3 separate regions of the Mus musculus genome follow, and regions 2 and 3 are each linked to region 1. Evidence: chromatin loops called from intact Hi-C (ENCODE). Cell type or tissue: heart. All regions are shown on one strand.

What was found. Hi-C counts contacts between places; a loop is a spot of excess contacts. Peaks named below come from ENCODE experiments on the same cell type or tissue, not always from the same donor. Only the 100,000 strongest peaks of a DNase experiment are listed, where the experiment ranks them.
Region 2: a loop joins it to region 1, with 2.1 times the contacts of the local background. A loop is called at or near these places in 2 of 42 quality-filtered maps.
Region 3: it touches region 1 in a loop (2.4-fold over the local background); 2 of 42 quality-filtered maps call a loop at or near these places.

Annotation. Positions count from the first base shown.
Region 1 is chr1:167,520,838-167,528,837 of GRCm38, forward strand. No RefSeq gene overlaps it. Among named protein-coding and RNA genes, the nearest start is that of Lrrc52, 58 kb to the left of the region's middle. In heart, no CTCF peak of the experiment used is centred here; a DNase peak (open chromatin) is centred at 3,264.
Region 2 is chr1:167,462,508-167,470,507 of GRCm38, forward strand. It overlaps Lrrc52 (leucine rich repeat containing 52), which reads right to left and starts at 4,273. Exons shown (of 2, transcript NM_001013382.3): 1 at 3,586-4,273. The coding sequence starts at 4,207. In heart, a CTCF peak has its summit at 3,694; a DNase peak (open chromatin) is centred at 4,474; H3K27me3 peaks cover 692 bases.
Region 3 is chr1:167,619,287-167,627,286 of GRCm38, forward strand. It overlaps Rxrg (retinoid X receptor gamma), which reads left to right. Exons shown (of 10, transcript NM_009107.3): 3 at 5,642-5,786. Among named protein-coding and RNA genes, the nearest start is that of Rxrg, 25 kb to the left of the region's middle. In heart, no CTCF peak of the experiment used is centred here; no DNase peak of the experiment used is centred here; H3K27me3 peaks cover 1,052 bases.

The DNA of each region.
Region 1 (8,000 bases):
CATAGAGGAACTGAGCCTTCAAATTGTTAATTGAATGGAGAGGGAGCAGAAGGAGGTGCCCAGCATACAGTCTAAGTGTCAGGAGAGCACTGATGTGGAAGACGCTCATCCATCAATAAGGGGTTCCAGAGTTTTAAAGGAAAATGTGCTCCAGTGTTTGGGAAGCCATCCTTTGAATGGCCTACTTTTCTTTGGCCTTTAAATAACAATTTTGAGTAGAATATTATTATTTCTTTCATCTTCTAGTTGGTGACTGATGAGGCTTATTTATATTTTTAGAAACATAAGTCACAGGTAAGACTTACGTAAATATTGCTAGGTGTTGATCGTGTGCAGTAAGTGAAGAGGGGCCTTCAGCTAGGATGGCAACGACAGAAGAGAACCATGTTTGGAGAATGCTTTTTCTGTCTCTGGTCAGATGCTGTCAGGTCAGACTTTCTCAGAACCCACAGACCCACCTGAATGGCGAAGCCCCGGGAAGAAGAAGAGGAAGTGTACAGTCTCCTGGGATGGATCCTGGGTCTGAGAAGACCCCTTTCCTCCTGATGAAGCCTCTTGTTCACACCTTCCCTGTGGTGAGAGAGAATGACTTGGGTTTTTGGTTTTCTATCTAACTTCTCTAATATTGGAAGAATAATTCTGAAACCTTTTGATGTTTTTCATAGGTGGCCAAAACAAACAAACAAACAAAAAAACCAAACAAACCAGATCACTTCGCTTACACACTTAACCGTGTTTAACACAAAGGTCCTTTAAATACTTCTTGTTCAATTCATGGGAGAAAGAAAAATAATCTTTTGATGAGATACATTCTTTTGATGAGACCAGATGGATTTTAAAACTGTCTGAAATACCTTACTACTTCATAACCCAAACAGCGCAAGCTTAGTCATTATCCTAAAATATACACAAGCACACAGTAGGGTCACTTCCAGAGGGCCACTGATGGGGAATAGACCTAAGTCCCAAATAAATAATGTATCAGTTGGTTTAAGTAAGAAGCAGATTCGTGCAAGGATGATAAAGGTTGATTTTTTTTTTTGGCAAAGCATTAACAAGTTCATATTAAATACTTTAGAAATTTTGGAAAACTTTTATTTCTGAATGAAAAATAAAAGCAGTTTATAATTGGCATGTTCGGGCTGGTGAGATGGCTCAGTGGGTAAGAGCACCTGACTGCTCTTCCGAAGGTCCATAGTTCAAATCCCAGCAACCACATGGTGGCTCACAACCATCCATAATGAGATCTGACTCCCTCTTTTGGAGTGTCTGAAGACAGCTACAGTGTACTTACATATAATAAATAAATAAATCTTAAAAACAAACAAACAAACAATAATTAGCATGTTCTATGTGTGTTTTCTATCACTTCCCAACAAATTACCCCAAAACATAAAGGTTCAAAACAGTAGCAAGATTCATTATCTATTTTGGGTGTATGTACATGTTCACCTATGTTGTTTGGGTATGTATGTATGTATGTATGTATGTATGTATATGTATGTATGTGGTTATACACATGGATGTGTGTAGAGGCCAGAGTATCGTTTTTAGGAACATTGTCTTCCTTGTTTTCTGAGGCAGGGTCTTTAATTGGCCTGGAGCTCGCCACATAACTCAGACTGGGTTGGCCAGTGTGCCTCAGTGATTAGCTTGTCTGTGTCTCCCTGCATCACACACATGCTCCGTGGAACCTGGCTTCGTTCACATAGGTTCTGAGGACCACACTCAAGTTCTCAGGCTTACAAGGCAAGCACTTTAGAGACTGAGCTGTCTCTCCAGCCCAAGATTTATTCTTAAATGGCTTTTGAAAGAGGATTAGCCAAGTGATTCTAGCTCAGGGGCTCTCATGAGACTGGGTCAGGATGATCACTGGAACGGCAGTCAGTAGAAGACTTAGTTGGGGCTGGAAGATCTGCTTCCCAAATGGCCCAGTTGCACGGTCAGAAAAATTCTGCAATTCCTGTTTCAGTGGAACTTACCATAAAGCTACACCATACTTGGCAGAGGCCAGAGCAGTTGATGCTGGGGAATGAGCAGAAATAGCAATGTCTTTCATGACCTGCTATAGGAAGCCATACATCTTCACTTGGGCCATGTTTTATTGGTTCCCCAGACCAAGCCCAGTACAAAGTAGGCAAGGATCACATGGCCCATGGCCACCCAGAGGTGGCGATCACTAGGAGCTATCTTGGAAGGCAGCCAATAAAAATTATTACTGTAAAATTTTCACCCAGTCATTCAAAAAAGGAGAATGTTGGCTTAAATACCTCTCTATTCTGGGAAACCACAGTTGAATCCAACGCAATGAGTAGCTTGAGTCTCTGCTTTGCCATGATAAAGCAGAGATTCCTGGGGACTTGGTGCCTTCCCAAGATGCTCTAGCATCTATTGTGGCATTCGCACGAGGCTTCTCAGCTTGTTTGTCTTGAGCAGAGGCTCTCAAACATTTTCCATTATGACAGGTGATGTTTTCTATGTCATGTCATGCTTACTTACATGCTAATCCTCAGGTCATGTCCACATCCTATGCCATTAGCTGTACTTAGATTTCTGTCTGTCTGTCTGTCTGTCTGTCTGTCTGTCTGTCTGTCTGTCTGCTTGCCTGCCTCTGCCTGTCTAGTTCAGGTCTTATGTAGATCAATCTGGCTTCAAACTCAGCCTATGCATCCCAGGATAGTCTTGAACTCCGGATCTTCATTTCTCCACCTCTTGAATGCTAGGATTATAGGTCCATCTCCATACTGAACTTCTTTCGTGTGTGTGTGTGTGTGTGTGTGTGTGTGTGTGTGTGTGTGTGTACACCAGATGTTGACAATCTGTGTCTCCTGGATTGCTTTCCCTATTATTTTTGTCTTTGAGCAATGAGTTTTCATTGAACCTGGAGCTCACCAATTAGGCTAGATGGATCTGCCAGCAAGCTTCAGGCATATCCTCAGTCTGCCTCCATAGTGCAGGGTTTACGGGCACCTCGCTCTGTGCCCAGCTTTTACATGGGCAGTAGGGATAAAGCTTCCTAGTTGTGCACTAAGTGCTTTGCCTTCTTCTCAGGCCTTCTTTCTTCTCTACTGCAAGGTGTTAGAGGAGGAATCAGTTAACAACATAGGGACAAACTCAAGCCAGTCTTAACTGATGTGAATAGGTAAAGCACGTGTATAAATAAGGCATTGTCAGCCCGTGGCCATCAGCCACTACGACTGAGTTCCTTGGCCCTGAGATGGCCAGCATCAGCAAGCACACCCATTTAGAATATCCAAATTTAAAACTTGGCTCGGCACATTTTGTTCTTGTTGCTTCTTGGCAGGTTTGAAGCACACGCCACTCTAACTGTAAGGTAAACTGGGCAAGAGAATCCCTGTAATTCTGCCATTTATACCGGTCTCACTCCCCACAACAAACAGACTGCAAGGTATACTCCAAGCCCAGCAGTAGCGATTGGCTTGCTGCCTCTGGATTTTTCTTTCAGCCCGTCCTGCTTTTATTCTGAAATTTTGTGCTCTCCACCACAGCTTTCTTCATAGCGTGGCTCCTTATACTCCTCAAGTCGCACACTCAAATGAATCTGGGGATAGTTTTGCTGGACTCACCCTCTGAGCCTGAATGAGCAAGCCTGGCGGGACTGTGAAGAGGTAATGCCCTATCTTTCTACTGTCCTTCTCAGTGGGAATCTGTCCCTATTCCTTGTGTAGCCTTGGTGGCTGCAGGTGGATATCACGCTATTCGTTCCACACAAAGGCATCCTTACTACTAGGAGAGACAAGTCCATTGAGCGAGTTAGGATCATTACTGTACCTTCAGTCAAGAACTGTAAGAGTTAATAGTAGTTCCTTCCCGTTCTTTGCTCTTTCTTGTTTGGGACAGAGTCTCACTGTTTAGCCTTGGCTGGTTTGGAGCTTCCTATATGGAAGAGGCTGGCCCCAAACTCACAGAGACCTGCCTCTACCTCAGGAGTAACAGGACTAAAGATGTGTGCCACCACACCCAAATATTCTTTTTTTTTCTTTCCAGTGTGTTCATTGCAGCTTTATTTATCCCCACCCCCCTTGGGTATTTTCTTTATTTACATCTCAAATGTTTTCCCCTTTCCAGGTCTCCCCTCCCAGGGAAACCTTCTATCCCATCCATCCTCCCCCTGCCTCTATGACGGTGCTCCCCCACTCCCCTACTCCCATCCTCCCACCCTGGCATTCCCCTACACTGGGGCATTTAATACCCTCAGGCCCAAGGGCCTCTCCTCCCACTGATGACCAAGAAGGCTGTCTTCTGCCACATATGTGGCCAGTGCCATGGGTTGCTCCATGTGTATTCTTTGGTTGGTGGTCCAGTCCCCAGGAGCTCCAGGGGGTCTAGCCTGTTGACACTATTGTTCCCTCCATGGTTCCCTTCAGTTCCATCTCCATCTCCTGCACTGGGGACCCCTGAGCTCAGTTCAATGGTTGGCTGCTAGCTTCCTCCTCTGTATTTGTCAGGCTCTGTCAGACCTCTCAGGAGACAGCCATATCAGGTTTCTATCAGCAAGCACTTCCTGGCATCCACAATAACATTCGGGTTTGGTGGCTGTATATGGGATGGCTCCCCAGGTGGGGCAGTCTGTGGGTGGCCTTTCCTTCAGTCTTTGCTCCACACTTTGACTCCATATTTCCTCCTGTGAGTATTTTGTTCACCCTTCTAAAAAGCACTGAAGCATCCACACATTGGTCTTCTTTCTTCTTAGGCTTCACATGGTCTGTGAATTGAATCTTGGGTATTCCAAACTTTTGGACTAATATCCATTTATCAGTGAATACATAACATGTTTGTTTCTTTGTGACTGAGTCACCTCACTCAGGATGATATTCTCATGTTCCATCCATTTGCCTGCGAATTTCATGAAGTCATTTGTGTTTTAATAGCTGAGTAGTACTCCATTGTGTAAATGTACCACATTTTCTGTATTCATTCCTCTGTTGAGGGACATCTGGGTTGCTTCCAGCTTCAGGCTATTATAAATAAGGCTGCTATGAACATAGTGGAACATATGTTCTTATTACATGTTGGAGAATCTTCTGGGTATATGCCCAGGAGTGGTTATAGCTGGGTCCTCAGGTAGTACTATGCCCAATTTTCTGAGGAACCGCCAGACTGATTTCCAGAGTGGTTGTACCAGTTTTCAATCCCACCAGCAATGGAGGAGTGGTCCTCTTCCTCCACACCCTCGCCAGCATCTGCTGTCATCTAAGTTTTTGATCTTAGTCATTCTGACTGGTGTGAGGTGGAATCTCAGGGTCGTTTTGATTTGCATTTCCCTGATGACTAAGGATGTTGAACATTTCTTTGGGTGTTTCTGAGCCCTTTAAGTTTCCTCAGTTGAGAATTCTCTGTTTAGCTCTGTTCCCCATTTTTTAATAGGGTTATTTGATTTTCTGGAGTCTACCTTCTTGAGTTCTTTGTATATATTGGATATTAGCCCTCTATCAGAGGTAGGATTGGTAAAGATCTTTTCCCAATCTGTTGGTTGCCATTTTGTCCTATTGACAGTATCCTTTGCCTTGCAGAAGCTTTGCAGTTTCATGAGGTCCCATTTGTTGATTCTTGATCTTAGAGCATAAGCCATTGGTGTTCTGTTCAGGAACTTTTCCCCTGTGCCCATATGCCTGAGGCTCTTCCCCATTTTTCTCTTCTATAAGTTTCAGTGTATCTGGTTTTATGTGAAGGTCCTTGATCCACTTGGACTTGAGCTTTGTACAGGAGATAAGAATGGGTTGATTTGCCTCCTTCTCCATGCTAACTGCAGTTGAGCCAGCACCATTTGTTGAAAATGCTCTCTTTTTTTCCACTGGATGCTTTTAGCTCCTTTGTCAAAGATCAAGTGACCATAGGTGTGTGGGTTCATTTCTGGGTCTTCAATTCAATTCCATTGATAATTATTCTTTTTCTTAATAAATAAGACTATTTAGGTGGCAAACCTTTTACACACACACACACACACACACACACACACACACACACACACACACACAAACCCAAGTGAGTCACTTTGCTTTTTTCCTATTCAATGAGTGGAAAAGCCAGGCTGGAAGCAAACTGCAGGTATCTTAGCTGCTGTCCTGTTGCTGTGAGGAGACAAACACCACAACCAAGACAACGTTTATAAAGAAAGCATTTGAAAGCTTGCTTACTGTTTCAGGGTCTGGGCCCATTATTGTCATGATGGGAAGCAGACAGGAATGGCACTGGAGTGGTAGCTGAGAACTTTTACAACCTTATCCACAGGCAACATGCAGAGTGAGGGATAGGCTGAGTCTCTAGTAGGCTTTCGAAACCTCAAAGCCCACCTCTAGTGACACACCTCCTCCAACAAAGGCACACCTACTTCAGCAAGGCCACACCTCCTAAACAGTCCTTCCCAAACAGTTTACCAATTGCAAGGCTGAGCGTGTACACGTGTGACCGTATAGGGACCATTTTCATTTAAGGAACCACAGCAGGCCACTAAATTATATAAATAGGATTAGAGTTTCAGTGTATGACACGAGGTCTAAGTGGTTTTCAGTATGCTGTAAATGGAACTGGGAAATAGTTTAGAAATTTTTGACCCCAATCTGGAGTTTCTACCCTGCCTTGATCACTCAATTCCCGGATAAAAGACGCATGACTTTTATTAGTATAAGCCTTAATCAGCACTAGAGCTGGGTAGGTAAGTACCCTCTATGCTGTTGGAATCTACTTTCCCATCAATAACCCCGAGTTATCACTTCCTATGTTTCATCTAGGCTGTTCTTAACTCCCATTGGCCAGCCCTCAGGGCCGTGCTTTCTTGACTCCTAACCCATAGCGACTTTCTCTTCCTTCTTACCTTCCTCTCTCCCTCATGCTCCTCTGACCCCCTAGGTCTGGAAACCCTAAAACCCACCTATGTCTCTTTTGCCCCGGTATTGGCGGTCAGCATCTTTATTCACCAGTCAGAAATAACTTGGGGGCAAGGTCACATATGTCTATATGTAGGCTCTCTTGTCTCATATTAGCATTTGAATACAAGCAACATTAGACCAACCCACTACAGGGAAACATCACAGTACAGAGTGGCACAGTTCAAGGACAACTAATGGACAATTTGATTAGAGGGTTTAATGAGAAATCTGTTAAAAATGATCTTTGGAGAGAAACTGAACTTTTGGAAAAGACAATGAGGGATGAGTGTCTAATCTAATGGCCATCTTTACATATTAGAAAACAAATCCAAATTGACAGGTTAAGCTGGACAATGGAAAACTATCGGAATCAGCAGGAATGGGGAGAGAGGTGTAGTTGTAGTTTATTGTATCTGTACTTCCAAGTATAGACAGTAAAAAACTAAAGTTCATAGGATTTTTTATTTTTCAGAGGCTACAATCATACCGCAGGCAGAACATTGGTCTTGACACATTGGCCTCTAACATATCTATATTTTGTAAACTATTACAGTCTGAAATATGCTGTGAGGGCTACTCTAATAAGTGACCTATAAAAACATAATTTCATTTGAGTTGGAGATATTGTGGAGAACATTGTCAGCCACTTCATGAAGTGTGCCTTTTAATAATAGAAACATTTTCCTCCTCTTCCTCTTCCTCTCCCTCCTCCTCCTCCTTCTCTTCTTCCTCTTCTTCTTCTTCTTCTTCTTCTTCTTCTTCTTCTTCTTCTTCTTCTTCTTCTTCTTCTTCTTCTTCTTCTTCTTCCTTTTCTCCTTCTTCTCTCTCCCCCTCACTCTCTCTCCTTTCTTTCTTTCTTTCTTTCTTTCTTTCTTTCTTTCTTTCTTTCTTTCTTTCTTTCTTTCTTTCTTTCTTCCTTCCTTCCTTCCTTCCTTCCTTCCTTTCTTTCTTTCTTTCTTTCTTTCTTTCTTTCTTTCTTTCTTTTTTTTTTGACATGTTCTAGTTCTGTAACTCAAACCTTTGATCTTCAAGGCTTAGCCCCCTGAGTTCTGGGTATATAAATGTACACCAGCACACATCTCTTTGGAGTGATTTGAGATCTCCAATATC
Region 2 (8,000 bases), 58 kb before region 1:
CCAAGCCACTTTTCCAGCCCCTCACTTCTCGTTTCATAAGGAACATAGAGATCAACATTCACCACCATACTGCCTGCCCTTAATACTGCAATACAGGGACCACACTCGTGCTGAAGGGTAGTACCTTCTTACCTCAAAGGAACCTACGTGCAAACTGGATTCCCCTTTACAATAAGGCTACTCTTCTAGTGTCATTGATCTCTTCCTATATCCTGAACTGTGGCTATCTGGGGAGAGAAATGTGAGTCCCGTTCTAGAACATGTCAAGTTCACCATTTTGACAGCAAATGTGATATAAGTAAGAGAGTTTGTAGAGTTCAGCAAGAATGTTCATGTATAAGCCAAGGTATGTCTACCCTGTAGAATAATTACAGGAGAGTCGATTGAAATAGTGCTTATTTTGCATTAAATTTAGCTAAAGGTGAGAGGCATATAATACATTTTTATTGTGTGTTCAGTTTGGTGTATGTTTTCGTGGATACCTGTTATGTAGATGTAATTTATAGGCAGGTATGTATATATGTATATGGCTCTACCCACCTTTGTGCTTGTTTGTTCATGTGATTTTTATGTGTTTGCATGCATGCATGCTTGTGTGTGTGTGTGTGTGAAAGGGAGGAAGAGGAAGAGGAGAAAGGTAAGGAGAAGGGAGAGAATGAATATGAGATTGAATGAGATCCGAAGAGGTCCAGCACTAGAGTAGAATTCTCCTTTTGGAGTTTGGATAGACTATGAGAAATCTGGGTAGGTAATAGAGTATTGCAATTAAATTTTGATAGTGCCTGTGTAATCAAAGTAAACAATCTTTTATGAGTTCTAAGGAGTAGACAGATAAGAAATAAAACTACTTTAGTTACATTTAACTAACCTGATACAAGATGATAGTTTTATGATTTTCAGATTTAAAAGATAATACAGTCTCATAAAGACCTTGCTATAGTGTGGGGCTAAAATGTTTCCCGAAGGTCTGTGGAAAAACGTTAACGTTCTATTAACTCCATGTAGCTATTAGTCGGTTGAGGAACCTTTAAGAGGAGGGACTAGGAACGTGTGCAGCTGGCTACATGTCCTTGAAGGGGATGTTGGGACCACATTCCCTTCAGCAGCATCTTCTGCTATGGGTCCTCATTGCTTTGCTTTAGGTCTAGAAGCAGATCATGGAATCTTCAAAACTCCGAGCCCAAATGACTGGATTTTCTCAGTTTTTTTGCCAACTGGCCCTAAACTGCATAGCTCAGACCTCAATTTGAAACTGATTTTTTAAATGTGTATTAGTGGTGTGATTTTGGCCCAGCCAGCCTATGGAGACCTGTGAGGATAAATCACAGAGATTTATCTGGCCGTGACCTATCCTTGTCCTCTGAGATACCAGCAGTGACTAGGAACAGTGGGATCGCACTTCTGGAAGTGGCCTCTGAGGCTCTTCTAACCCTCTGGACAACAGGGACAAGCAGCAGGGCCCAATCAGTAGTTGTGGGTCCCACTGGCCAGTGGAGGAAAGCTGTGACTCCTTTATCTATGAGGGGTTTCTGAGCTTGACAAGACAGTTATGCCTTCTGCTGTCTTTGAAAACATGCAGTGAAAAAGACCTGCCTTATAATCTTGTTCAATTATGGGTAGAATTGAAAGAGTCAAGCAGTCCAAAGGAGTCAGCCTGAAAATTCTGAGAAGACACAACTGTAAAAGCAGAAATTTGATTAAGGAAAATTGCAGGAAAGCTTGGTGAACTGCATGGTAGGCTTAGAAGCCAGGGTAGAAGGTAAATTGCCATAGTCAGGTAGGGGAGAAGGTTGCCCTGGCAACCTGGTGGCCATTGCTCAAGAATGATGTGTGTGGATCATAGAAGACCAGCACAAGTTGGGTCTGTCTGCATTCTGTGGTGGAGATGGGGGAGGGGCTCATAAGGTCTTCCCCTTCCTGAGGTGGAGATGGGGGAGGGGCTCATAAGGTTTTCCCCTTCCTGAGGAGCTTCTGGCAGTCAGTGGCTGCTGAGGAAGGGGAAGCCATTTTCTTCAGTGATGGAGCCAATGCTAAGTTGCCCATGTTTCTATAAATAACACCTTGCCTATGCTCAATTAAACTCATTGATCTCTCTCTCTCTCTACACACACACACACACACACACACACACACACACACACACACACCATGAAAGAAGAGAAATGAGTAGGAAAGGAGTGGGATAAGAGACATAATGGGGAGTGAATGTAACATATTATAGGAAGCAACAAATGCTAATTAAAACACATCTGAGCAATAAAAATGTGTAATGTGTGTATGTCTGTGGGGATGGGCAGGAAAAGGTGATATCTTTGCACCAGATACGATGTGAGCTGGCAGGAATAATCACATTTAGGAACTACATTCAATGCAGGGCAGTTGACTCTCTGGGAGAGAACTCTGTAGAACCATCTTAGAGAAGATGGGAAGGAAGCTACTTAGGGCCACCGCTCCTGTCTTCAGTCTTAGTGCTACTGAGATCTCTGACAAAGTTATGGTTCCTTTTTTGTTATTCTAACAACTTAGGATGAGATTTTTGGCAGATGCCCAGGGCACAAAAGTTAAGGAGGCACTTACTCTGAGGGCTTATTCTCAGTGCCTCCTTAAATCTGGTCTGGAAATCCTGGCTTGCTTCACTCCAGTGGGCTTCCTGCCTGGAAGGCCTTTTAGGACACGATCACCCCGGAGCTCTGGAGGAATGATGACTCTCCGTTCTGCAGGCCCGTTCTTGGCTAGGAATCGCCATGTCCCAGGGACAGTACCAGTGGCCCCAGGCTTTCTGTAAGGGGTCTCATTTCTCTGAAGCTCTGACTTACCTGGGGTTGAAGGAGACAACAGAGTCCCTGGGATGGGGATGTGACACACTGGGGTACTAAAGGAACCACTGCAGAGAGGGTTGCCTCAGTGGCAGCACCTAGCTTGGAACTCTCCCCAGGTAAGTCTATAACACCGGACTCTCCCAGCTTGGCACTTTCCTGTGAGCTCAGCATTTTGAAACAAGTCTATCAAAGGCTTTCCTTCTGTCCTCTGTCTTTTGCTGTCCCCGAGGCTCCTGTGCACCCCACCCCTGCCACACCCGTGGAACATTCCCTGAGCCCTGTTGGATTCTCCCTCACCTGTGAAGGACTGAATTTATTTTAGACCCTGGAAAAATTCAGTCACGGCATTAATCAGATTAACACAGTTTACCCAGGGGAGCCCAGTGCCCTTGAATTACTTTGTAACTTTACAATTACAGTACACATTTTGTATCATTTACATACACATTTTGTTGGCTACAATTCTGCAAATTATGTAATATGTACCGGTTTTATGGAATGGAAAACAGGTGCAGAGAAATGAGATTTTTCTAAAGGCACAGGAGTGGTAGGTGACATGTTTGAGTTCTGAATTCTCATTCTAGAACTATTGCTATTAAGCATTATTGCCTCTCCAGTCAACCCAAGGAGGGGGCCGGGCCAAACAGTGACGGTACTTTTTAACCATCTCACACAGCTTTCCCTCCATCCCGATCATCTTTTGACTACCCCTCTCAGAAACCAGTCCCTCCCATGGCATGGCACCCACTGCCAATCAACCCCTTACCTGGGTGGTCCATATGGGACACTAATAAGTGGATGGTGAAGTCCAGGAAGGAGCAGTTGCATATCCAGGGGTTCCCACTTAGGTACAGAGTCTGGAGCACCACCAGGTGGTGGAAGCCATTATGGTCGATGATGTGCAATCCGGTGTTTCTGAGGTCCAGGTACCTCAAAGACGTGGTGTTGGCAAAGACGTATTTGTCAAGATACAACAGGTGAGGGTTGTGTGAAATGTTCAGCCGCACCAGGTTGGTGAGCACTGAGAAGCTGAAAGGGGAGATGGAAGTTAGGTTGTTGGAGCTGAGGTCAAGGTAGATGAGTCTGAAGATCCCGATGAAGGTATAATCCATCACCTCTCGAATCCGGTTGTTCTGACAGTCCAAGTAAACGAGGTCACTGAGGAATCCCAGCTGCAAAGCTGGTAAACTAGTGATTTTGTTATTGTTCAGGTATAGTCTCCGGGTGTTCAGAGGAATATCAGCTGGGTATTCCGTTAGGTGCAAATCTATGCAGGCTACTTCTTGGTCTTGACACACACACTTGTTTGGACACTTGGACCCTGATACCAACCCCATTCCAAGAGAAAAGAGTAACAACTTGGAGCTAGGGCCTGAAGCAAGGGACATAGTAAGAAGCCAAGGTTCCCCTCCTTCTACCTTCCTGAGGGCGGGTACAAGCTGTCCTTCTGATCTGAAGGCTGCCGAGGGGTGGGGCAGGGCAGGGGATGGGTGCTGGAAAAAACTGTAACACTCTAGCTTTGTGCAAAGCAATTTTCCATTACAGGAGAACTGAACAGAAGTTGAAACACGAGGCCCAGTGCCCTGCTGCCGGCTTGGTGGCTCTGCTACTTGCTCAGTCCGAGTGCTGTTGGAAGCTCGCCCACTTGGCAGCTCTGAAAGGTCTCACCCTTTCCCTGCCTTTGTAAGTGAAGGGGAGCCAGGGGAGAACCGCATGACAATGAGGTTGCCAGTTGACACTTTTGTGATGTCAGCAGCCTCGGGAGACTCTGAGGCAGAGGGAGAGAGGTTTCTCACCTCTCCTTCTGGGTGGTCAGGGGTGTTTTGTGTATGTAGGTAAGCTTGCTCTCTGGAGGAGTCAGGCATGCAGGTGTGGGGGGAACACACATGAGGGCCCTGTGTGCAGGTGTGTGCCAGGGCATTCTTGGAGTGTTCATATCAGCTCCACACGGAGGTGTCAGAGAGGATTTGGCCAGATATAAGCCCTTAGTCCATTCCTAGTGGGAACCTGGGATGTCTCCAGCCCTATCATCCTTTCTGGTGATCAGCTTTTAGAGCAGACCGTTTCCTGGTTTCTAAATTTTGAGGGATGTCAGTTGTTTTTAGAAGATAGGAAAGGGGTTTGCCTCTTTTGTAATAAATCCTCTGATAAGGTGAGACTCTTAAGATTTTATTTCTAGGTTTTATACATCCTTGTCTACATTTGGATTGTGTGTGTATGTGTGTGTGTGTGCACACATGCATGTACACATTCTTATTTTAAAAAGACTTTTTTGAACAGTAAGTTATTCCCCTTAAAACAAAGCCCAAACGCAGAATAAAAACCTGTGAGTGTGATAATATGAATCATTTCTTATGACTTGTGTTTTTCAAGGAGTTTAAACACAGCGAGTACAGGTCTAGTGTTTCTACTGTGAGTTTCTGCTCATTAAGTGCTTGACAGATGAAAGGAGTCTCTAGAGGAATGGGGTCTGGGGTGTATAACTCTCTCTGTGGGGGAAGGCATGAGGTCAGAAATGAAGATGAAGCACCTCAGGAGTTAAAATGGGTTATTTATGGAAAGCAGTACCTTATTCTTTAAAAACCTTCACATATAATGTAGGTGGGAATATTAATAGCTCAATGAAACTTGTATTTAGCTTAGCATAGCGCCTGGCACTAGGCATTTAATAAATACTTATTGAATGAATGATGCGTGAATGTCTCTGATGGCTTGCTTCCTTTTCTTGCTTCTCTGCCAAGAGAGAAATGAATAAAGTCGAGTGGATTCATGGCTAGTTAGCTAATGCTTGGTTATGTTTCCTGACTCAGCATTTCTCGGGTGACTGGCTGGGAATTAACGTGATGACTTAGGGATGTTTACTAAATTGAAAGTGACCTTCTTCAGGCAGAAATCTCAAACACTTAATGTAATGACTTAAATGATAGTTTTCCCAATTGAAGCAAGATTTAATTGATAGGGAAGCCAACCTTTCTTTATAATTAAAAAAAAAAATCAGTTAAAAAAAACATAAACAAGTCCCTCCCTCGATCTTAGAACATTGCATCTGAGATAAATTTAGAGCATCTAGTAGAGTCTTCACTGTATCATAGATTAGTCTTCACAGTGGCCGTACTCTCTGGGAGTGCAGCAGCGTGTGATGCTCAGGTTGGGCATCCTAGGACACTCTGGGAGATGTTCCCAGGAGTGATGGTCCCTGACTGACCTCCAGAGCTTTCAGAATGCTCCTACTGTGTCTCTCTACTCTTTGTTTGATGAATGTTTTAATTACAGTGTGTGTATGTGTGCATGAGTATGTGCACGTGTGTGTGTGTGTGTGTGTGTGTGTGTGTGTGTGTGTGTGTGTGGGTGTATGCGTGTGTGTATTTGGGCACGTGTGTGTTTGTGGGGAATGTGTGCATGGACATGACTGTACATGGACGTCAGAGGGTAAGTCTCAGGAGCTCTCTTCCACCGTGTGGGCCCCAGGGACTGAACTCGGGCCATCAGGCTTGGTAACAAGTGGCTTTACCTCGTAAGCCACACCACCAGCTCTTCCACCTTTCTTTTACACCATTCTCCCTCTTAGAGTCTTCTTTCCCTCAGAGGACCATGACTCCAGGTTTCTGCATTTCACTTTCCAGCATTCTTGACTCCAGGACAGGAGCATCAGACCTGGCCTTACCTGTTTGACCATACTATGACAAGCACGCTCCCCTTCAAAAGCCTTAGATAAATAAGCCACGCTAAAGGTGACTGAGTGGCACTAACCAGCTACACCTAACTCCCTGGAATGGCCAACCTCAGGCATCCCCTTTGTTTGAGGTAGCTAAACAGTTTCTAATCCTGAAGCCTCAGGACTCATGGATGCATAGCTGCCTTGCTTCTGGTGCTAAGGGAAGTTGACTTGGGTGTATTTTTATTTGCCTAGGAAGAAAGCAATGAGAAATCTAGATGCCAGTGTATTAAATGTGTGAATGGGGCCAACCGAGGACTTACGTGGAGTTAGCAATCAGTGGTACACAGGCCAATACTTGTTTTTTTTTTTTCCTAGCTGTTGAACATGGGTTCATAGTTAAAGAAGGTAACATTTTGATGACTTTGGTATAAGAGCCACTCAGGGTATCCCATTCACCCCAGATGTTGATCCAGTCCAGCTCTTCTTAAACAGAGTCCTCACCGAGAGAGTGGCTGTGGGCCAAGGGCCAACGGAAGCAATGAAAACAGATAAGGTTAGTGTGGAAAAGAGAAAGAAGTTCCAAAGCATGCTGAGAGAACTGGGGCCCACAGGCCAAATCCGAGTGTATGCAGCTGTCTATATACACCTTGGGTCTGACTTTGGTAGAAGCTGGTATCTTTTCACTCAAAGATGCCTAATCCTTAAGAGTAAAGGCTGGAGGAACTCACTCCAATTCCTTATGTTCCCCAGGAATGCCTTTGATTTTAGGATTCCTCCATATTGTGCATTTCTGCAGCATTCATTATCCAGGAGTGCCCAAGAGGAAGCCTCAGAACTGCATACAAGGTTTAGCAGAGGGATTAGATCCCACTTCCAGCTCAGAACAGATAGATCTATGTACCGTGGCTGGTATTATTCCATGTTCTTAGGACTAAAAGTAAGGCTGTGACCTACGGCTGATATCAAGGAGAGATCATGGCTTGGTTTTCCAGATGCCTTGTAGATTTCAGTGCAGATGCCTGTGTAGTGTAACTTGGGGGTAAGATTTTATTGATCTGGATGGTGATGGTGGCACACCTTCAACCCCAGAACTAGGGAGACAGAGGCAGGCACATCTCTAACTGAGGGCTTGGTCCACAGAACAAGTTTCAAGACATCCAGGGAACCTTATGGCCACAGAAGGAAGCAATGGTGCCCGTTCAAGCACTAAATAAAATCTACTGTCTGTCTGTCTGTCTGTCTGTCTGTCTGTTTTCTGAGATGGGGTTTCTTTCTATAGCCCTGGATGTCTTGAAACTTGTTCTGTGGACCAGGATGGACATTGCCTTTCTAGAGTTGTTAAAAGGACAGTAACTGCCAGTGTCAGGTATGTGATCTCCTAGCCACCCAATGAGCCCTGTAGTGAAGGGATAGACTCCAAGGAGTACCAGTGTCCAGTGTTACATAACAGACAAGTTACAAGAGCCAGAGAGGTCCAGGCACAAGCCTTAACTACCAATCACGCCACCCACAAGTGCCTGGAA
Region 3 (8,000 bases), 98 kb after region 1:
GTGTGTGTGTATGTGTGTGTATAAAATGCTGTATACTTGTTACTATAATTCTGTTGGAAAGACTCTGAAAAGGTCCCACAAATATCTGGAGCCCCCCACTTCTTTCTCCCCTGCCAACCCACACTGCCTGACTGGGATCCTTATTGATTTGCTTCTGGTTTTGTTGTTTTTGTTTTGTTTTGTTTTGTTTTGTTTTGCTTAGTAATTTATTGACAACTGGGTCCTTACCCTCTCAAATGTTTGCATTTTTTAATAGCAAATATCTTCATAAAACTGAAAACATTATTGTTGGAGTAGACCTAAAGATTATCCAATCTGATAATAAATAGAAGTCAAACTATAACATCTTCAAAACAAAATGGTATTTGGGAGTCCAATATACATGTCCATTAAAAAAAAGTCTTGGCTAGCTGGACACAGCAGTGCTCACCTGCAGTGCCTGTGCTTGGGAGGCAGAGGCAGGAAGATCATTTCAGAGCGAGTTTGGGATGCAGAGTGAGATGCTGTCTTAAGTAACAAATCAGATTTGGTTGAAGCAAATTCAGAATATAAGAAGCCTCAACTTTTTCATAGCTAGGGAACACACATGTGTGCACGTGAGCACACACACACACACACACACACACACACACACACACAACTTGAAAACCACTGATCTAGTCCAGAGAAGAGGAAACAATCTCTGCTAAGTGGTAGGAAGGACCTGGTTAAGATCTGTAGTCAGGCCGGTCAGTGGTGGCACACGCCTTTAATCACAGCACTTGGGAGGCAGAGGCAGACAGATTTCTGAGTTCGAGGCCAGCCTGCTCTACAGAGTGAATTCCAGGACAGCCAGGGCTACAAAAACAAAAAAAAAACCAAAACCAAACAAACAAACAAACAAAAAAAACAAAAACCAAACACCAAAATCTATAGTGAGGAAGAGTAGGGCCAAACCAGCTTCCAGGTGGTAGTTGGACCCATTCCAAGATTAGCGGTGGAGTCTATACCCTAGAACACCGACACTACCCCAAACTTGGCCTGGGTGAAACATTGGAGGCTGGAGACGGCTCAGGAATGGAGCCAGTGTTCTGAAATGGCTCCAGAGGTATGCAGGAAGCATCAGCCACTGGGTCAATCTGCACAGAATAGATGAGCCAGCGTGCTCCTGTCCCAGGCACAGCGAGCCTGCGTGCAGTGGCAGGTCAGATCGCCTGCTGAATTTCAGCTCTAAAATGCCTGTTTCAGCAGAGTTGCCTCTAATGGAATGAGACAGCCAAGGTTCAGGGACTCTGGGGCCAGGCAGCTAATAGGCCTGCATTGAGGACAGCTGCCTTCCACTGCCCGCTCCCTTTGAATCCCCCGCACCACCGGTGGTCTCAGCCCACACAGGCCCCGAGCTAGCCAGAGGGTCGGATGGAGGAAAGCCACTCGTCCTGAGCACTTTGTCCCACCACCGTTGGAATTCATGGAGAAGTGGGAGGAGCTGCTGACTCAGAACGGGAAGAGAATGTGTAAAACTGCTCTGCTCCTTCATGGCTTCCGAGTCAAGGGGGTGGGGTAGGAAGCTTCAAGGACAGGTGAGGGCTCAGTGTCTCCTGCCAGCCCCAGTACCTTGGATCCAGGAGCCCGGGCACTTGGCACCAGGCAATTAGACCTAGTGTGTACCTAAGTGCGTCTTTCCCATCCTTCCTAGGTCTACTACACCCCCTGCTTCATTGGCTGAGTTTGAAAGCTATAATTCCTCTGCTCAAAATTTCCCTAATTGCCATCCTCCTAGCCAGGCAGCGGAGTCTTCAAGGCTACCACGCCCGTCTCTCAACATCACCTGCTATACACATCTACCCCGTGGGCACAGTTGCTCCATAGGTTTTGGGGCATCATACCTTCACTTTCAAAGCCTTTACCCATCACTGGTCCACCCATCTCCTACCCATTTGGGGGCAGGTTTTATCCCAAGTGCTGCCACCTTCGGGAAGTCTTCCCTGATCCCACAGCGTGTGCTCTTTCCTTCCTAAACTATCCTCCCCAATTTTACTCGGCAACTCTTTGAGACGGTGCCTGTATCTTCTTACTCTTACTTGTAGAACCTCCACAGCGTTTCAATGAACAAATGGAAAAACCATGGCGAAGCTAATTGTGTTCATATGAGAAACCTAGGAAGCCCTTCATATGAGGAGCTATGGAGATGGCTCAGTGAGTAGGAGCACAGGCTGTACTTGCATGAGGACCCGAGTTCAAATCCCCAGGAAGAAGCTAGGTGTGGCTGCAACCCCAGCCTTGTGTGGAATGGAGACAGGAAGATTGCTGGGGCGTACTTGTCACCAGCTAAGCTCCAGGCTGAGCAAGAGACCCTGTCTCAAGAGAATAACGGTGGAGTAAAGGAATAGGCTACTTGACATCTTCCTCTGGCATCTGCATATGAATAGGCATACACACCCAAAGAGTTCAGACATGTATAGCCCTTCATCCTTACACAGAATAAAGACAGGAAGACCCCCTTGGGTTGTCACATGGACTTTCAGTATTGGAGAGCAGTGATCGTGTTCTCCATAGATGGTCACAATGCACCTATCACTCTTCTATGGTCGCTGCAACCTGCATCTGCAGAGCTAGCACCTGGGTGGGAGGAAGGGGGCTGGTGGCATCTTCTTGAAATGGTGGCCTTTACTCCTAGGATCTTTCTTGGTCGCCTGAGGATTTGGGGACAAGGTCACGATCAATTTGGCAATGGTTTTCTAGCTGTGGCTTGTGACCCCCTTGGGAGGGATCAAACAACCCTTTCACAGGGGTCACATAGCAGATATCCTGTATGTCAGATACGTACATATGACTCATGATAGTAGCAAAATTACAGTTATGAAGTACAGTAATGTTTTGATTGGGGGTCACCACAACGTGAGGAACTGTACTAAAGGGTCCCAGCGTTAGGAGGGTTGAGAGCCATTTTTCTTTGGGCTCATCTGATATAAGGGCTTCTATTTTATGGATCCAAGTGTTCACTTATATCCTCTTAGGGTACTTAGGAAAAGTTGTTGCCTGGAACGTACACTGTCACGATTCATGCCATGCTGTGGTTCTTTGCCTGCAAAGGTATATGGGTATCATTGATGAAATGACAGAAAGCCCCAGTAAGAGCCGTCCTCAGACCCGCCATACGAGAAGCACCAGGCACCAGCCTGGGCACCATTTTCTCTTGAAGTTCCTAGGTGTAGAACCTCTGTATACTACAGAGAAGCAGGATAAAATACCGGGTGTGCGCTCCAGATAGGCTGGCTTAACCTAATGTAAAAGGAGGGAAAAGAGGGAAAAGAATTCTTCCATTCTTCTCTTATGTTTTTATCCATTATACAAATTAATAAAATATTTATAGCCTTTAGCCCAGAGCCTCTGTCTGTCTCCCATGCTCAATAAATATTTGCTAAGTGAATCGAAAAGCTAGTGGTTTTTTTTTTTAAAGGAACCTATTGTGGTGCTATTGTAGGTTATGTTTTTAACTAATTGTTCTTCCTATGCCAACATTTCCAGAATAAGGGAGAAATCCTACCTCTGATTCTGTTTGCACTTACGGTTACATGGTTAGACAACATAATTCGGAAGTCAGGGATTCCGTGGACCCTGTATTAGCACTCAGATATTATCCTGGTGGCTCTAGTGGATACACATGTGCAGATCCACATCAACTCCCTTTCTTTCAAGTTGCCTATACTATTGTGCGTGTGCATGCGTGTGTGTGTGTATGTGTGTGTCTGTTTGTCTGTCTCTTTCTCTGTGGGTATGTATGTGTGTGTGTGCTTATGCCTATGGAGGCCATGGAACGACTTCAGTTGTTCTTCAGGTCTCACTTGCATCTGTCTGTCTGTCGGTCCTTACTTTCACCACTCCTCCTCCTCCTCCTCCTCCTCCTCCTCCTCCCCTTCATTTGAGGCTGGTCTTTCACTGGCCTGGAATCTGCTGCTTTAGCTAGGCCTGCCATCCTGAGAGTCCCAGGGATCCACTCCACTTCCCAAGCACTGGGGTTCTGAGCATTCGCCACCACATTTTGGTCTTTTTTTTTTTAATGGATTCTAGTGATTTTACTCAGGTTCTCCCGCTTGCGCAGGAAGCACTTGACTGACTGAGCCATCTCGCAAGCCCTCACCCCCTTATACGGGTTCCTAATCGTACATATTCTGACTCCTCAAGAAGACCAAATGTCTTTGAGGACCAAGAGACAGACCTTCTAGGTTTTGCAGCTCTCTTTGCCCAGCCAAGCCCACTGTGCACCCTCAGGCAGGGGCACTGAGCTTGAGTGCGCCTGTTTCCGACTGGATGACTGCTTTCTCTGATAACTACAAAGCACTGAGCTTCAGCCTCTCAGACACTTCCTCAAGGGCACCAGGATAAGTGGGGAGGAAATGTTCACTTTTGACAAGGGATGGGGACCAGGAAGGTCAAGCTGACCTACATATTCAGACAATCATTCGCACCAGCGCAGTGCCATGGTGGTCAGGGCTTACTGGGCATTGCAGAGGATCTAGTATCTGGCTGTACAGATTTTGTATTTTCATGGAAAGATCGTCTGTTAGTTACCACCAAGTTCAAAACCAAGCTTGAGTGTTCTGCCCATTTGCTGCTTGTACTGGCTGGTTTTGTGTCAGCTTGATATAAGCTGGAGTTATCACAGAGAAAGGAGCCTCCCTTAAGGAAATGCCTCCATGAGATCCAGCTGTAAGGCATTTTCTCAATTAATGATCAAAAGGGGAGGGCACCTTGTGAGTGGTGCCATCCCTGGGCTGGTAGTCCTGGGTTCTATAAGAAAGCAAGCTGAACAAGCCAGGGGAAGCAAGCCAGTTAGTAACATCCTTCCATGGCTTCTACATCAGCTCCTGCTTCCTGACCTGCTTGAGTTCCAGCCCAGACTTCCTTTGGTGACCAACAGCAATATGGAAATGTAAGCTGAATAAACTCTTGCCTCCCCAACTTGCTTCTTGGTCATGATGTTTGTGCAGGAATAGAAACCCCGACTAAGACACTGCTGCTCAATGATTTGAACACAGGGGCTAGCGTCTTCAGTGTGCGCATAGAGATGAGCCATTCACCTGTCCTTCTCTTCCAGTTCACCAGGAAGCCCTAGATGTGCATTTTCATTTGCCTTTGTGTCTCAGTGCCCTGGAGAATGTCCAGTGATTGACAGGTGAATGGATTTGTGTGTGTGTGTGTGTGTGTGTGTGTGTGTGTGTTAGGGAAAGGACTTGTCTCTTAGAGTCTGCTCATCTTGCCCGAAGGCCATAGCTCCTCCTGGTGCACTGCTGAAGCTGCAGTCAGTAGTTGATAAAAAATTTAAAATCACACAGCTGACATCGTCCTAAGTGTGCGGCACAGAGCTTAGCTCAAGTAAAACACATGAATAAAAGAAAGAAACCCAAACAGCTTAATAGAGTGTTGTGATGCTTGGGTTTATGTTTGAGCTTCTAGAAACGATTTCTTTCACCTTGTGTTCTTGTCCCATGACCTCACATTCATGTCATAGATGAGCAGTTTGGGGAACCCTGCACTTGGAAGTTCCTTCTTGCAATGGAGCTCATCTCACATGCACGCGCCTTGCAGGAGGCCTAAGGATTGGGCTTACCCTGCCTATCTGTGTCTTTTTATTCTTTGCTTTTGTCTGTTTCTCTTGCAGCTAAATGTGGTCAACAGTGTCAGCAGCTCTGAGGACATCAAGCCCTTACCAGGTCTGCCTGGGATTGGAAATATGAACTACCCATCCACCAGCCCTGGGTCTCTGGTGAAACACATCTGTGCCATCTGTGGGGACAGATCCTCAGGTATGGGCCCCATGAGATAGAATCACGGAGGAGGGTTTCTTCCCCTGCTCCATGTGTGCACTGTACCCAGTGAAATGAAAAGACCCTTTATAGTGGTCCAGTTGGAGGCTTAGCTTATAGGTTTCTATTACGGGGTTCAGAGCCTGCAGTCTTGATGATTCTAAAATGCATTTCTTTCTTCTTCTTTTTTTTTATCTTGAAGGATTAGGCTCCCTGGAAATGTTCCAGACTGCTCTCTGGAGTAACACAATTGTGTCCGTGTCTGGGATTGAGAAGCTGTGATGTGAAATATTCCATGCTAGCTGTTCTTTAATTTTTAAAAAAGTTACTTCTCATAATCATAAAGTGTCCCAAATAAATAATTATAAAACCAATAAAAAATTGGAAGACTCATAAAAGTACAAAGAGAAAGTAAAAAAAAAATTTCCATAGTATCCCTATGAAAGAGAAACTCTTTAATATTTGAGCATATTTCATTTTATTCTTTCACACCCTGCTAGATTTTTTTTAAGCATGCTTTTATGGGCAAAACATGTTTTCATTGGCTTATCCTCTTCCATTTTGCTAAATTTGCTTTTTTCCTAATTGTTTTTCCTTTCTCTCCATTCTTCCTATTTCATCTTCTTACTCCATCAGCTTATTTTTTAACACATTTGGGTCTCTGCTTTGAAAAATGAGAAGGACAAGTGTGTTGGTGCCTGCTTGTAAAACCGGTACTTATTGGTGAGGCAGGGGGATCATGAGTTCGAGTGAGCCTCCTTTACATAGTGAGACCCTGTGTCCCAATAAATTAAAAGAGTGAGAAGACAGAGCGTGCTCTTTCTGTCTCAGACCATGAAGACTGACTGGCTGTTTCTCCAGCCTCTCACTGATGCTTCTCCATCAGGCTGTGACACTGAGAGCTACAGATGCCCCAGACTTACTCAGCGTTGTGGCCAGCATTTGCTTGCTTTTACAATTCTAATCATGCAGAAATGACTGTCGCCATGACAGAATGTCAGTCACAGCCTGACAAAGCATTTTCTTTGAGTTATTTTAGTTGAAGGTGGTAGGTAAAGACATGGGATGACTGTCACACTACGGTCAGACTAGGGTCCTGCTTCTCAAAGTTAAATATTTCAGATCCAAAAGTATTAGGTTATCTGGGGCCAAGATGCAAGCCCATATTTATCATTGCTGGGAATTCAGAAAATTAGCATAGCCAACTAATTGGGCACAGGCAGGTTAATTCGTCAGGCTGGCTGTCTCTAGCCACCGCTTCATCTTAGGGTGGCCTCCACTGACAGACAGGTAAGCTCTGGGGTGCAGGGCACTACATTTGCAGGTTCTCGGGGATTTCAAATGGATTTTAGCACCGACATAAATAAAACAGAAATAAAAACTGGGTCTGTGGCTACATGGAACTGTCTATTCTAAAGTCAGACCTAAATGTGTTTTGAATGATCTTCAATACAGTTTCAGGGTCTGTGACTTCGGCCACATGACCATAGCATGCGGAAGAGTTCCTTAGAGCAAGCCCTGTTACTGACTCATAGCGCTTGTGTGGAGACAGGTGTGGCAGGCAGCTCTCTTGACTCAAAATTAGCCGTTCTTACCGGGGACAACTAGAGACGCTAGAGACTGTGAAACATACAACTAGTTATTCTAGATGAAGCAAAATCACTATCAGAATGTATTACCAACTCAAGATTGAGGATAATGTTATGCTGTAAAGATTTTATAGATTTTTTTTTTCATCAACAGTCGGTAACTCCGGATTCTGTTCAGAGTTTCTGGTACAAGATGATAAGTTTTAGTGGGGGTTTCAAGACCTTGGGCTTCAATTTTGTGAAATGTCAGTTAAACCAAGGTTCTTTTCCTGCTGGATAATATATGGCAGTTAAGCATCTTTCTATTTATCATGTACACTAAAATATGGACCTGAGGTGGGATATTTCTTTAACAAAATCTAAGAGTTGCTTTGATAAAATAAATGTCAATAAAATCTGAGGCCAGGAATTTTCTAATGATGCTGTCTGGAGTTGGAGACACAGAGAAAGACATACAGAAAAGCAATTTACTCTTACTTTGGATTCTGTGACCCAGCTCTTTGGAATTCCTTATTTGTTCTTAGGGGCTATGACCAGTTCCTTAGGGGGTGTGTGGTCATGGGCTTCTTTGCGGTGTAAAAATTCTGAATAAATACAGGAGCAGTCTATGGGTTGTTCTCTCGTA